4 separate regions of the Homo sapiens genome follow, and regions 1, 2 and 3 are each linked to region 4. A link is a contact called in ENCODE Hi-C or POLR2A ChIA-PET data. All regions are on one chromosome and are shown on one strand. Each heading gives the region's core, a stretch centred on a gene start or an enhancer-like site at or near the end of the contact. The rest is flanking DNA. Distances are from core to core; before and after follow the strand shown.

Region 1 (3,490 bases), core at 898-3,397, 1.8 Mb after region 4:
CAGAGAGCAGTGTTAGATGAGATCAGAAACCAAGGCCAGGGCCCCTCACCCGGGCCAAGGAGGAGCCACAGAGCTCAGGCCAAAGTCCAAGGCCAGTTACCAGTGACTTGTCCCACCTCTACCTTGCTGATTACAAACAGAAAGAGAAACTAGTTGTGGCCAAAGCTTGGGTCCTATTCTGGAGGTAGGGGGCCTGCTAGTGCTTCAGGGCCCCTTTTAGCCAGGTTCTGCTGGGGGAAAATGGGGTAGCGGCAAGAGGAGCCATCAGGTCTGTGTCAGCAAGTATGAGATCTGATACACAGCAGCGGCTGCCTGTTCTCCCCAGCCTTGCCAGGGAGGATGGCTGCACACGGTTCCCAGGCTCAGCCTGGTGGGGCTGTGGGTGTTGTGGGTGGCAGGGAGTAGGAAAGAACTAGTCTGCTGGTTTTCTCTCAAAGCCCTGTGAATTAACAGACACGCTCAGCGAGGGCCCTGAATGGAACAAGTGGCCCTCAGGCCGATCAAGGGGTCTCCCCAGAGGCACTCTCTGATCAAGCTCTGCAGCCCCCACCCCGAGGGCACGGGAATAGGCATCTGATTGTCACTGACGCCACACTGTACTGCACTGTCATTTGGCACAAGTGACGAGGTGCAGCATGGTGCGTGGGGCTGGGGATCATGAGAAAACCGGCGCTCCTGCTGGGAAAAGGCAGTGCTCTTGGCCTGAAAAGGGCAGCGACAGAGTGAGGCTTCTAGGCTTGAAAAAGCTGGCTCATTCGAGGCACCCCAAACTTTGATCTCCCATCCCCATTTCATGAGGCTTCAGTGCGCAATAGGGGCCCGAACAGCTCCGCCCACCTGCTCCCACTGCCCCGGTGTCTTCCACCCAGCCGCGTTCTTCCTGAGGAAGGAGGACGGTAGAAAAGCTTCCTCCGGGCCCTGCAGCCCACTCCCCATCCACACTGAGCCGTCTTTGTCCTGGCCTGTCCCTGGAGACTGGCAGGGTGCTACCCACATCCACCCCCAAACCTAGGCCCCCCTGACTGCCATTCATTTTCTCCTTCCACCTCACCTCCCAACCACCCAAGCCCAAGTCCTCCCCCACCCCTCACCTTGGAAATCCATCTTCTCTTGGACCCAAACACAACACTCCCACCCCGTTAAAAAAATTCTGTCTTTCTAGAGCAACAGTCTTAACCCACTAGTAACCTCGGAACCTTTTCTAGCTACTTCCAAATTAACCCCAAGGGTCCCTGTCCCCCGACTACTGGCGAGCCCCACTCTCACCATCCCTTTTCACCACCTCCACGACCCTGATCCTTCTCCGTCCCGGAAGCCTTCAAGAGTATCTTCTAATCTCCGCTGCCACCCACCCCAGGCTCTTCCTCCCATAAGCTTGCACCTCACCCTCCTCCTCCTCTGCAGTGCTGGGCTCTGGAGACCACCCTCCCCCACCCTCCCCCACCCTCGGGAGTCTCATCTGTAGAAGTGACCGCCCATCCTTGACCCTCTCCTCTGCTCCACAGGAGCCCAGGGGTCGCCCCTCCCCGCCCGGGCCCAGCTACCCTCCACCACCCCATCCAGGAGCAGCCCAGCCTCCCTTCGTCCCCCGTTCCCCGCATCCTCTCAGGACCAAACGCCTTCATCAGGGCCCGAATAGCTCCCCTCCCCAGCCCATCTTTCTTATTTCGTCCCCTGGGGTCCAAACACCTCCATCCTGAAACCCAACGCCCCATCCTGGGTCCAAAATCCTTTTGAGGGGTCCCACTGAGGGTCCCGATCCTCCATCCGGGGTTCAAATGTCCCCTTTAGGGGCTCAGATACCCATTTGTGGACTTAAACATCCCATTTGGTGCTAAAGTCGCTTCTGGAAACCTCTGGTGATCCAGACGTCCCGCTCTGGGTTCAACAGCCCCCGACAACGCGGGTAGAAAAGGGTCCCGAGGCTCTCGCCGGGCCCGGACGCCCCCCACTCTGGGCTCTGTCGCCCCCTCAGGGGTCCTGCCCCGTTAAGCCCGCCTCAGAGCCCGCAGCCTCGGCGACCCCCCAGCCTCACTCACCATGGCGAGGCCCGGGGTGTCCGGAGCACGGGGATCAAGGTTCCTCCGGCGGCGGCAGCAGCTGCAGCAGTTCCAGCTCCGCCGCGCGTCCGCGCCTCCACACTCACTGCCCGCAGCGCGCGCCGCCGCCGCCGCCGCCTCCCGCCCCAACGGTCCCTCAACGGCCGCCGCGCGCGCCCCGCCTCGCTCGGCCCCGCCCCACCCGGCCCGCGCGCCGCCGCACTGCGGCTCCCACGGATCCCTCCGCGCCCCGCTCCACACCTACGGGCCCGCGAATCTCTCGTCCCCACCCTGCACAGGAATTGGGTTTGCCGCCGGGCGCGCGCGCGCTCGCTCCCGTCGCCGGACTACTTTCCCTCGCCGCGCGCCCCGCCTCCCGGGCCCACTTCACTTTCTTCGGCGGAGGGGCACAGCTCGGCGGTGCGTGACGCGTCCCTCTGTGAGCCGCGTCACTATTGGGCCTGGCCCATGGCGGAAATGAGAGCTTGGCGCCCATTGGTCCGACCTTCCCTGCAATGCGTCAAACTGGGGCGAGCCACTGCAAGGTGGTGGTGGGTAAGTCTGAACTCTGTGGCCGCGTGGGGCTTTGAGGAGTAACGAGGCGAAGGGGGAAACGGCGTCGCCGTTAGAGAAGCAAATACGTCGTTTCTGTGGCCAGGAGGTGGTAAAAAGGCTGGCGACAAATGCAGAAGGGCTTTCTCGGCTCTCCCCTTTAACCGACGGACGATGGTTCAATCCAAAATGCTAGGGTTTAGAAGCTCCGCCCCTAACTGGGCCTTTGGAGGTGGCGGGGTCTCCAAGGTGCCACCTAACGCTCAGAGGTTCCGCCCTCCGTGGTCTTGTCTCTGCGTCCTAAGACGCACTCAGCCGGTGGGCGGGACCCCTGGGCCCGCTTCATTCTTGATCCGCTCAGGGTCTGTGAAATTAGGACCATCCCAGGACAGCCTGTGGGAACGGGGTATTCATTCAGTCATTCGTGCTATAAGCATCAATTAGGCGCCTGCTGTATGCAGGGACCTGAGCTTGGCTGGGCTGGGGAGACCATACTCCCCAACCAGCCTCTCCAGACAGACGACCTCTTTCCTTATTCCAGTGTTCCAGCCATAGGAGGAAAAAGAACTGAAACTTTGTTTATAGGAGCTCAGAAAATGATCACCCCTGCCCCCTCCCCCGTTTAGGATAGGAGCTGACAGTCTCCTGCGTGTCCCCTCCCCACCATGTTGATGGTTAAGAGATGGGCAAACGAGTCAGGCTGGACCAATCATTATGCTCCACCTGGAACAGAATGGAGACTGAACCAATGAGAGTCCTTCCCTGGGGTTTGGATCTGCAGCCTGGGCACAAGAAGCCTTTTCCTTTTGGGTGGGTCCTTCCCATAGATTCTGACTATGGTCATTTTCCCACTCTGCCCCCTATCTTGAGGAACAAAGTGTCTAGAGAAGAAGAGAAAA
Region 2 (3,290 bases), core at 492-2,991, 1.5 Mb after region 4:
TGGAGTGAGCCACCATGCCTGGCATGCTTTGTTCTTATTAGGGCCAATCTCCCCTCAGTACTAATAGTAATAACTTTATTGACTGCTTACCATCTGTCATGTTCTAGGTAATGAAGATACAGTTATCAGACAGGGTCCCTGCCCTCAACAACTCACTACCTAATGAGAGATCTAGACAAACATACACACATACTCATAGGGCAAATAAAATAATTTTTAAAATGTAATAAAGGCCATTTAAAAAATCACGCCTGTAATCTCAATACTTTGGGAGGTGGAGGAGGGAGGATCGCTTGAGCTCAGGAGTTCAAGAGCAGCCTAGGCAACATAGCAAGACCCTGTCTCTACAAAAAGTACAAAAAATTAGCCAGGTGTGACGGCATGTGTATGTAGTCTCAGCTACTCGGGAGGCTGAAGTGGGAGGATCACTTGAGCCCAGCAGGTTGAGGCTTCAGTGAGCTGAGATCATGCCACTGCGCTACAGCCTGGGTGACCAAGGGAGACCCTCTTTCAGAAAAAAGCAAAAACAAAGACACACCAAAAAAACACTAAACTAACTGCTGACCTGGAGGGTTTTTTTTTTTTTTGACAGAGTTTCGCTCTTGTCATTCCAGCTAGGGTGCAATGGTGTGATCTCGGCTCACTGCAACCTCTGCCTCCCAGGTTCAAGCAATTCTCCTGCCTCAGCTTCCCGAGTTGCTGGGATTACAGGCACCTGCCATCACACCCAGCTAATTTTTATATTTTTAGTAGAAATGGTTTCACCGTGTTGGCCATGCTGGTCTCGAAGTCCTGACCTTAGGTGATCCACCCACCTCAGCTTCTCAAAGTGCTGGGATTACAAGCATGGGCCATCATGCCCCCGCCAAACTAGAGATTTTTTTTTTTTTTTGGAGTCTCTCTCTATTGCCCAGGCTGGAGTGCAGTGGCGAGATCTGGGCTCACTGCAACCTCTGCCTCCGGGCTTCAAGTGATTCTCCTGCCTCAGCCTCCCGAGTAGCTGGGACTACAGGTGCGCACCACCATGCCTGGCTAATTTTTTGTATTTTTAGTAGAGATGGGGTTTCGCCATGCTGGCTAGGCTGGTCTCGAACTCCTAACCAAGTGATCTGCCTGCCTCGGACTCCCAAAGTGCTGGGATTACAGGAGTAAGCCACCGCGCCGGGCCGGTTCAAATTTATGCTTTTAAACTGTTGTCTCCCGAGAGACACACGCAACGTATTTTAAGCAAAACACTGGCTTGGTGTTGTGGTGGCTCATGCCTGTAATCCTGGTGATTTGGAAGGCTGAGGGTCGCTTGAAGCTGAGTTCGAGATCAACCTAGGCAATATATCTAGACCCCTGTCTCTATTTTTAAAAAAATTAAAGAAATCACTGGATGAGGAATGGAAAGACATTTTCTATCTCCCCAGGACAGTTTTTTAAAATTTAAAACTACTATTCCCAGCATGCCCTTCTCCCCTGGGTGGGGGGAGGGGACCTAAGAGAACTACATTTCCCTGAATGCAACGCCTTCACCGCTGGTTCTTCAGCATCTCGGGAATTGTAGTCCTCTGTAAAGATGTTTGTCCACAAATCCCAGCATGCACTTGGGATCTGACTCGTTTGGTAGGAAAAGGACTGGCTCTGACTCTTCACCCATCTTCACCCAGGCTGGCCCCTTTGGTGAAACTACAACTCCCAGGGGTCTGTGCGCGAGAAGGCAGGCGGGTTTTTCTACCGGAAGTCCGCTCTAGCTCTGGGCCCTACAACTGCACCCTGAGCCGGAGCTGCCCAGTCGCCGCGGGACCGGGGCCGCTGGGGTCTGGACGGGGGTCGCCATGGTAACGGGGGAGCGCTACGCCGGGGACTGGCGGAGGGGGGGCCCACGCGTAAATAGCCGAGGCTGGATCGGGCGCTGACAAGTCCCTTCTCTGCCGCGGATGGTCTGGGTCAGGCGCGGGCTCTGGGGATTGGGACCGATCCAGGGCCGGGAAGGAGGGCACAGGGCGGTGATTCTGCGCGCGGGGGTTACCAGGGGTCTCGCGGCGACGGGCATTGGGGGTGGTGTTCCAAGGGGAAAGGGCTGTGCAGGTGGGAAACGTTGTAGATGGTTGGAAGCTTTGAAACGAGAGGAAACTCGTGAGACACAGTCTTGTGGGTAGCGAGAAGGCATTGGAGGTGGGGAGAGGGCGTCCGAAAGAGGAAGGCGCTCTGGAAGTGTGGCGGGAGCGCTGGGACGAGAACGCGAGACCTTGGAAAAGGGGAGGGAGGTTTTCTTGATGGGAGGAGTCTCTAGAGACAAGGATCTGATTGCAGGTGGAGAGGGGATGTTGAGACAGGGGCAGGAGACTGCCTGTGAGAGAGGGATGATCTCAAGAAGAGACCTGGCACAGGAAACCAAAAGGAGGCAACTGTAGGGAATGAAACTTAAGGGTCTGGGAAAGCGCTGTAAAAGGAGAGAGGACCTGGAGGTAAGATGGACACTCGGAAAGAATGGGGAGCAACTGAATAGGTCTTTCCAAGAGGAGAGATCTTGTGGGGTGGGGAGTAGGCTTGAAAGTGTGAGACCTGGGGAGGAATCTTTGTTGGGGCAAAGACTCAACATTGGATTTAGGAGTGCCCCTATCCCCCAGGTTGGGGCTTTGGATCTAGGAAAGGGTTCTTTGGGCTGGAAGTTGGGAAAGAAAACGAATGAGAAAGAGTGTCAGAGCGGGGGCGGAGTCTCCTCCAGGAACAGGGTCCTTGGAGGCAAAATGTGACCTTTTGAAGAAGGGAGGAAGCTTGGGAGTGGGACAAGGGATGTCACCAGTAAAAAGCCCATTGAGGCCCCAAGGAGGGGAACTGAGACTGAGAAAGTGGAGGTCAAAAGGGAACAACTCCAGAGGAGGGGGATTGGAGACAGGGAAGGTTGGGGGGCATCTAGAGGGGACAGCAGAGGCGTGAGGATGCAGAGATTCAGGACGGAGGGGACTTGAGATTCCAAATGGGAAGAAAACAGGGAGAGGTATACAAGGGAATTTGGGAGTAAGAGGCAGAGCTTTTTGTCAACTCTGTGGGTTTGCTTCTAGTTCTCCTAACTGTGTGAATATGTCTCCGGCTCTGCTCCCAGGCTGTGGCTGCCTGGTGTAGGCCCCCCAACGTCCCTTCCTGCCTGGGACCCCTGCCCTGCTAGGAAGTGGTTTTCCCTGGCTCAGCAGGAGTTCTTGGAAGGAGAGTGTAACATCCTGTTCCGGTCCAGTTTGGTTGGTTGGGGGAGGGAGGATAGAGTGTGTGGAGAATGAGGCTTAGGAAAGACTCTCAGGCTGGGG
Region 3 (3,072 bases), core at 150-2,649, 1.1 Mb after region 4:
CTCAGTTTCCCGGCCTTGGTTTCCTAGCAGCGCCCCAGGCCAGAGGCTGCACCAGTCTTCCAAGGCAGCACAGCGCTTTGGTCATTGGCTCTGAGATTTCCAGACAGGCTGAGAAGCAACACCACCGCCGCCGCCATCCACTCTCATCTCTCTGACCCCAGGAAGTGGGCCAGCATCGTTCCCTCTCGGCAGCCAACTGAGATCCCTGGGTGATTCAGCCTCTGTCCCTGACATGATAATTACACCAACAGCAATTCCCAGAACCCCAGCTATTGTCCTATATCACCCCACCCCTCCTCTTGTCTCCTGTGCTGTAACACGAGGGCAGACACTCTGCTTCTCCCCAGAGACATTTGTCCTTTGCTCCAAGCACACAAAAAACTGGGAAGCCCTTCCCACTGTCTGACCTTCAAAGGCCCTGCTGCTGCTAAGCTGCTTCTCCCTACTCCAAGAAAAGAAGAGCTCCTTAAGGAAGGGGAACAGCCCACCCGGGACAAAACAGACAAAGGCCACACCCCAGGAAGGTCTTTCCCACACAAACTTGGGAGGGGAGGCATCTCTGCAGACAACAGGACAGACACAGCACGAGGCAGCCGAGGCTGTCGTTTATTGCAGATGGACACGGATTCAGGGAGGTGAAGAGGCAGATGGGCTGTGGGCTCTGTGCTCAGCATCCCACAGCAGGAGGGGCAGGAGACAGAGCTCAGGATGGGATCTTCCTGATGGTGGAGGACCCGGCCTGACCACAGAGTAGCTGCAAGAGGCAAGGCCCCGAGCTGACACCCCCTGGGCCCCCATTCCGCGGGATGACGGCTCCAGAGACGCTGAGCGATGTCATTAGGAAGAAGGCCGGACCAATCCAGAGACGGTGCATCCTCGGCGTGGAGCACAGAGCTCTCGAGGGCTGGCGATCCGGGTTGGGGTGGAAGGGAGAGTTACCCGGGTCTTCGCCCCTCCGCGGCCTCTGGCGTCTCTCTGGGTGTCTGGCGGCTCGGACGGCGGTCAGGGTCGCTGTAGCGGCGGCGGCGGCTCAGCGGCAGCTGGAGCTGGGGTCGCGGCCCGCCGGGGACTCCCAGGAGGCAGGAGAGGGAGGCAGCGGCGGGCGCCGGGACAGGCGGCACGCCCGGGCGGGCAGCACACGGAGGGGACGGCGCGCTGGGCTGTGGGCCGGCGGGTGCCGCGGGAGACCGCGTGGGTACCCAGATGAGACCGTAGTACACGGCGAGCAGCACGGCAGCTAGCGAGACGCAGAGGAAGTAGGCGCATACCGGAGCCAAGCGCAGCCAGCGCCCCCGCGGGCCCTCGCTCAGCCCCGCGCCTCCGGGGCTCTCGGCGCCGCCGCCCACGCAGCTGGTCCCCCGCATCCCCGCAGCCCACTCGGCTCCGCGCCGCAGACCGCACAGGCCCCGCCCCCACCAGGCCCCGCCCCCACCCCGCAGACCGCCCCGCTCTCTAAACCGCCCGCCTCCGGCCCCGCCCCCGCCAGCATGGTCACGCCCCCACGCGAGCTGCCGCCTCCGCATCCTAGGCCCACCCCCTCCAGCCTCCGCCCCACCACCGACAGGCGGAGGTGCTACCCCGCCCCCCTCGCTCCAGCCCCGCCCCCGCGCTTAGCCCCACCACCCCAATCACCGCCTCCTCCCGCCACAACACGGTTCTCTTCCCAGACTCGGACTTCATCCAGCCCAGGCATCTAGCCCGCCTCGGAGCCCGCCCCCTCGTCCCGCTCAAGCCCTGCCTGGAGCCCTAACCCGCCCTGTGCCGCAGCCAGTCTCACTTCTCTACCTGTCGGACTGCTCTACTCCAGTGCTCGAGCCCTGCCCGCTACGGCCTCTGGCTCCCACACTCTAGTTCCGGAATCCCCGCTCTCCTCCCGCGCGGGTTCCCGCGCGACACCCCGACCACGCCCCCGCTGACGGCCCCGCCCCATGCCCATGGCCAGAGCCCCACCCGCGCGCGCTGACCCCGCCCCCCGCTCTAACTCCGCCTGTCAGGATTCCGGCCCCGCCCAGGCAGCCTAGCTCCGCCCCCGCGGGACCCGCCTCCTCCAGCACACTCTCAGCCCGCTTTCAGGTATCCTCAGCACCTCAGGCCCCGAGGTTCCAGCTCCGCCCCTCACCGCAATCGCGCCCCTTCTCCCAGCTCCTCCCCAACGGTCAGCTTTTCCCTCTCCCTAGAGCCAAGGGGTCCAGACTAGGCTCTGGGGTAGAAAGAACACAGCCTGGAAATCCAGATAAACCCCTCCTCACGCCCCCTCCCCATCAAGGCGGGGAAGCTTCAGTCCCCTCCCAGCAGCGTCTTCAGGAATTCGGGGAGGCCTGCGGGAGGGGGGAGGGAAGACGGATCAGAAGGGTGGAGGAAGACCCCTTCCTTCCGCCTCTTCCGCCACAGAAAAGCCCGCCAAGCACAGCGACCCAGCCTGCCCCCTCCAGAAACACAGTTCAAGGGTGAGCGGAAGCACTGCGTTTAATACGACAGGGCTGGCGCCCGAGTAATTCAAGCCCTTCGGAAGTGTCACCGGCTGCCAGGCCTCGGATGCAATCCTGGAGGCGGGAGATTCGGCCTGAAGACTGGCTCGAGCCGCCCAGGGCCTCCATGGGAGACTAACGCGGAAGCGTCCCAGCCGTCCCAGTGCCGTGACGTCCCCCGTTGGTGGGGCCTGCACCCGACTACTGCCCTGGCCCCGCCCGGCTCGCAGACCCTGGCTCCTCCCCCCTTAGATTTAACCCTCTCCTGGCTGGAGTGTGGCAGAAGCAGAGGACAGAGGAGCGAGGCGGTGGGAGGTTAGTGCAGAGCGCGGAGGCCGCGGTCCGGCGGGCGCGGTCAGCGAGCGGCCCCCGGCAGCGGAGGGGCCGCCACCACCTTGCAGAAACGCACCCTCTGGAAGTCGGTGATCTCCGCCGTCTCCTGGCCTTCGGGGCCTGCCTCTGAGGAGAGAAGGGGCTGAGTCAGCGGAGGGGAGCAGTCTTCCCACCTCCCCCCCGGCCCAGCACCCCTCCCCCGTCTAGCCACGTCTCTCATCCAGTTCGAGCCCTTGCCACAGCAGGCTCGGCGCTAAGCGGTTTACGGGGC
Region 4 (3,217 bases), core at 630-3,129:
CTGGGAGGTGGGAGCCAGGGTGCTGGGCGCTGCCTGCTGGGCACTGCCGTCCGGGGGCTTCAGGCCAGCCCTGGGCTTGGCTGCTGTGGGATGACACAGATGGGGGATGCCAGTCAGGGGCACGGGGTGGAAGGGCTGTTGGGGGCCCCAGGATTGGGGGACATGGGGTGGGGATGGGGGGGGTCCCCGGAATGGAGTTGTGTGGGGTGAGGGGACTGCTGAGCCTCTTAGGAGTCAGGGTGTGGGGTGAATGGGCTGTCAGGGGCCCCAGAAGTCGGGGACGTAGGATGGGGGTGCAGGTGGGTCCCAGGGAATGAGGTTGTGTGTGCTGAGGGGGCTTCTGTGGGCCCCAGGAGTGGGGGGCATAGGATGGGGGTGCTGGGGGTCCCAGGAATGGGGTTGTGTGGTGAGGGGGCTACTAGGGGTCCCAGAAGTGGGAGGCATAGGATGGGGGTTCTGGGGGGTCCCAGGAAAGGTGTTGTGTGGAGAGGGCTGCTAGGGGTCCCTGAAGTGGGGGACATAGGATGCGGGTGCTGGGGGTTCCCAGGAATGGGGTTGTGTGTGGTGAGGGAGCTTTCTGGGGGTCCCAGGAGAGGGGGGCATAGGATGGGGATACTAGGGGTCCCAGGCAAGGTGTCGTGTGGGGAGGGCTGCCAGGGGTCACAGAGGTGGAGGTGCAGGATGAGAGAGTCGCTAAGGGTCCCCTGGGTTGAGGTGTGGGTTAAGGGGGTCTATGGAGGATTCCAGAGAGGTGAGGGCCTGGGGTGAGGGTGATTCTGGGGGTCCCAGGAGTGGGGGACATAAGTGAAGGGGCTGCTTCAGGTTCCAGAAGTCAGGAATGTGGGCTGAGGGGGTTGTTGGGCGAGAGGGCTGTCAGGGATCCCAGAGGTGGAGTGCAGGGGAGGGCTGGGATATTTGGGGACCACGTCTTGTGACCCAGGAGCTGAAGGGCCTGCAGAGGGACTGGGTCCTTCTGTGAGAGGACACAGGTGGGACTTTCTGGGGACTAGGGGGTGCGGCCATTGAGATCAGAGCCCCTGGGAGGTCTGAAACCGAATAATCCCTTTCAGGTTTGGGGGTGACAGCACCCTTCGTGGAGAACCCAGGTATCTCAGGGCATATTTCAGGCTGTCCTTGTCACTTGGGGCCATTTCCCAGAATAAGGGCCTCCCTTTCGAATTCAGCTCCATTTTCACGGAAGTGCACCTCCTCAAGCTGGGAGTCGGGACCTCGGATTTGTGGGGAACCTCAGAATGAGGCCACGCCCCGGCACTGGGCTACCTTCTTAGAATCGCGGTCTCCCCTTTAAGGACCTGGAATGGCAGTGCTGAGGTTTGGGGGTGACGGCACCTGAGAAGGGGCCGCCCCTTCTCTGGAGGGCCAATCTGCGTCACCTGAGGGCCCGCCCTTCCTTTCGCCACCCCCACCCCTCCTGGTCCCTAGCGCCACCTCAGCCTTCTTTTGGTTCCGCTTTTTCCCGCCTTTTCGCTCCTCCACAGCTGATTGGCTGCGCCCAAGTCCCGCCCCCTCCCTCTTTCCGCCTACTCAGGAGCTGACACGAGCCGGGGCGTGGCCTCGGCGAACGTTGGACTGCGCGCCGTTGGCGGACTGCGCGCGGGAGCCCTACCCCGCCCCATCCCTCTAGGGAGTCTCGCGTCCACACCGCCCCTTCCCTTTGTAGCAAGCTGACAAGGAGACACTCCTGCGGCGCATGCGTCGCGCCCAAACGAGGCCGGCGGTGGAGAAAGGCAGGCAACGCATGCGTAGTTGATGTAGGGAGTCGGCGGTGAGAAATGGACAGCCCGCATTGACCGAAGCTTTGCGCATGCGTTTTACTGCTGGGTGAAGCCGAACCTCGGGAGCCCAGGACGCCCTCCTGCACATGCGCAGGAGGCTCAATGACAGTCGAGCTTTGGCTAAGGTGAGGGAGAAATCGGGGGATTGCATGGCCAGGGAGGGCGGCCCTGCACCCCCTAGGTAACCTTTACGAGCATTTCCTGCTCTCCTAAGATCTACCTCGCTGTCTAGACCCCAAAGAAACGTTGTACCACTACAGGGTCTCTGGGCCTGAAAAACGCCCCAGAACCTAAGACCTCTGACCCCTGTCTGGGACCCAGGCCAACTGAGCAGTGTGGGAAGGGGACAGGCAACAGGGGCTTTGAGGCGAGCGGATGGGCTCTGCGCCCTGCCTGGGGTAGAGACGGCTTCTGGAGGGTGGGACGTGGAGGTGGAGAGGGCGCTTTTCCTCTAGATGGCCTTTGACCCCTGCCCATTTTCCTCTGTTTAGGCTCCGGGGAAAGGGTCTAGCCATGCTGCATGTGACCCGGGGGGTCTGGGGGTCCAGGGTCCGAGTATGGCCACTGTTGCCCGCGCTCCTCGGGCCCCCCCGGGCCCTCTCATCGCTGGCAGCCAAAATGGGGGAGTATCGCAAGATGTGGAACCCCAGGGAGCCCCGCGACTGGGCCCAGCAGTACCGCGAGCGCTTCATTCCCTTCTCCAAGGAGCAGCTGCTCCGCCTCCTAATACAGGTACCGCCTGTCCCAGGCCCAAGAGCCTGGGGACTACGGCTCCCAGCAGGCTTCGCGGCGGCAGGGCCCTAGTTGCTGCAGAGAGCTGCCCTGGCGCCTCCTGGGAGTTGTAGTTCCCGGGTCCCTTCGTGTTTCCCTAGTGGGCGGGAGATGAGCTGGAATGCAGGAGCCAGGTCTCCGAGATGCAGACGCAGCATCCATTCCCAACTCTGGCTTGTTCTGAGGGCTTGAACAGGCACTCTCTGGGGCATGGTTTTTCCCTCTTTAAGATGGGTATAGTAATCATCCTCATCATTACTATTTCTACTACCTGATAATAATTGTACCTATAAAGTCACAACGCTGTAATCATAATTATTATCACACAATTTGAGCTCTGACTCCATGGCACTGTGCCAGACATTTTTCATGTATTGTTGAATCATCAGTAAGAGAGATACCACCATCATCCCCATTTTACAGATGAGATAATGGAAGCATAGGGAAGGAAAGTGACTTACCCAAGGCCACAACATAGTGGCTTAGATTTGAACCAAAGTGGTCTGACTCCAGAGCTGGCCCAGGACTAGGGTTAGGCAAGTAGGGCACTCGCTTGACCCTAAGAGTGAGTGCCCCGTTAAATTTTGCACCCTTGGGTGCCATATTCACCTCATCCTAGTCTTGGTCTCACTCTAGAACCTGAGGTCTTA

The links. Hi-C counts contacts between places; a loop is a spot of excess contacts on that map. ChIA-PET counts read pairs that join two places held with the same protein, here RNA polymerase II (POLR2A). Pooled maps may share reads with other maps.
Region 1: a map of B cell shows a loop between it and region 4 (17-fold over the local background). The contact joins the promoter of CALM3 here to the promoter of TMEM143 in region 4. A Hi-C loop is called at or near these places in 2 of 168 maps with a recorded cell type or tissue (B cell and CD4-positive, alpha-beta T cell) and 4 of 50 pooled maps. POLR2A ChIA-PET finds 5 or more read pairs at or near these places in 2 of 52 experiments (CD4-positive, alpha-beta T cell and WTC11).
Region 2: a loop to region 4 is called in a map of CD4-positive, alpha-beta memory T cell, with 9 times the contacts of the local background. The contact joins the promoter of AP2S1 here to the promoter of TMEM143 in region 4. A Hi-C loop is called at or near these places in 1 of 168 maps with a recorded cell type or tissue (CD4-positive, alpha-beta memory T cell) and 6 of 50 pooled maps. POLR2A ChIA-PET finds 5 or more read pairs at or near these places in 1 of 52 experiments (K562).
Region 3: a loop to region 4 is called in a pooled map, with 28 times the contacts of the local background. The contact joins the promoter of INAFM1 here to the promoter of TMEM143 in region 4. A Hi-C loop is called at or near these places in 1 of 37 single-sample maps with no recorded cell type and 7 of 50 pooled maps. POLR2A ChIA-PET finds 5 or more read pairs at or near these places in 2 of 52 experiments (activated B cell and activated naive CD8-positive, alpha-beta T cell).

The regions. Positions count from the first base shown.
Region 1 is chr19:46,599,987-46,603,476 of GRCh38, reverse strand. CALM3 (calmodulin 3) reads right to left here and starts at 2,147. Exons shown (of 6, transcript NM_005184.4): 1 at 2,040-2,147. The coding sequence starts at 2,042. It also overlaps the pseudogene PPP5D1P. RefSeq lists enhancers at 585-654, 2,383-2,882 and a silencer at 2,113-2,252.
Region 2 is chr19:46,849,297-46,852,586 of GRCh38, reverse strand. It overlaps AP2S1 (adaptor related protein complex 2 subunit sigma 1), which reads left to right and starts at 1,741. Exons shown (of 5, transcript NM_004069.6): 1 at 1,741-1,823. The coding sequence starts at 1,821. RefSeq lists an enhancer at 1,417-1,726.
Region 3 is chr19:47,273,212-47,276,283 of GRCh38, reverse strand. INAFM1 (InaF motif containing 1) reads right to left here and starts at 1,399. Exons shown (of 1, transcript NM_178511.6): 1 at 561-1,399. The coding sequence starts at 1,364. The coding sequence ends at 936. It also overlaps a transcript of CCDC9 not described here. RefSeq lists silencers at 1,028-1,477, 1,838-2,097, 2,708-3,017.
Region 4 is chr19:48,362,602-48,365,818 of GRCh38, reverse strand. TMEM143 (transmembrane protein 143) reads left to right here and starts at 1,879. Exons shown (of 8, transcript NM_018273.4): 1 at 1,879-1,921; 2 at 2,288-2,528. The coding sequence starts at 1,899. It overlaps SYNGR4 (synaptogyrin 4), which reads right to left and starts at 1,452. Exons shown (of 5, transcript NM_012451.4): 1 at 1,282-1,452; 2 at 1-83. RefSeq lists enhancers at 1,158-1,307, 1,678-1,797, 2,278-2,327.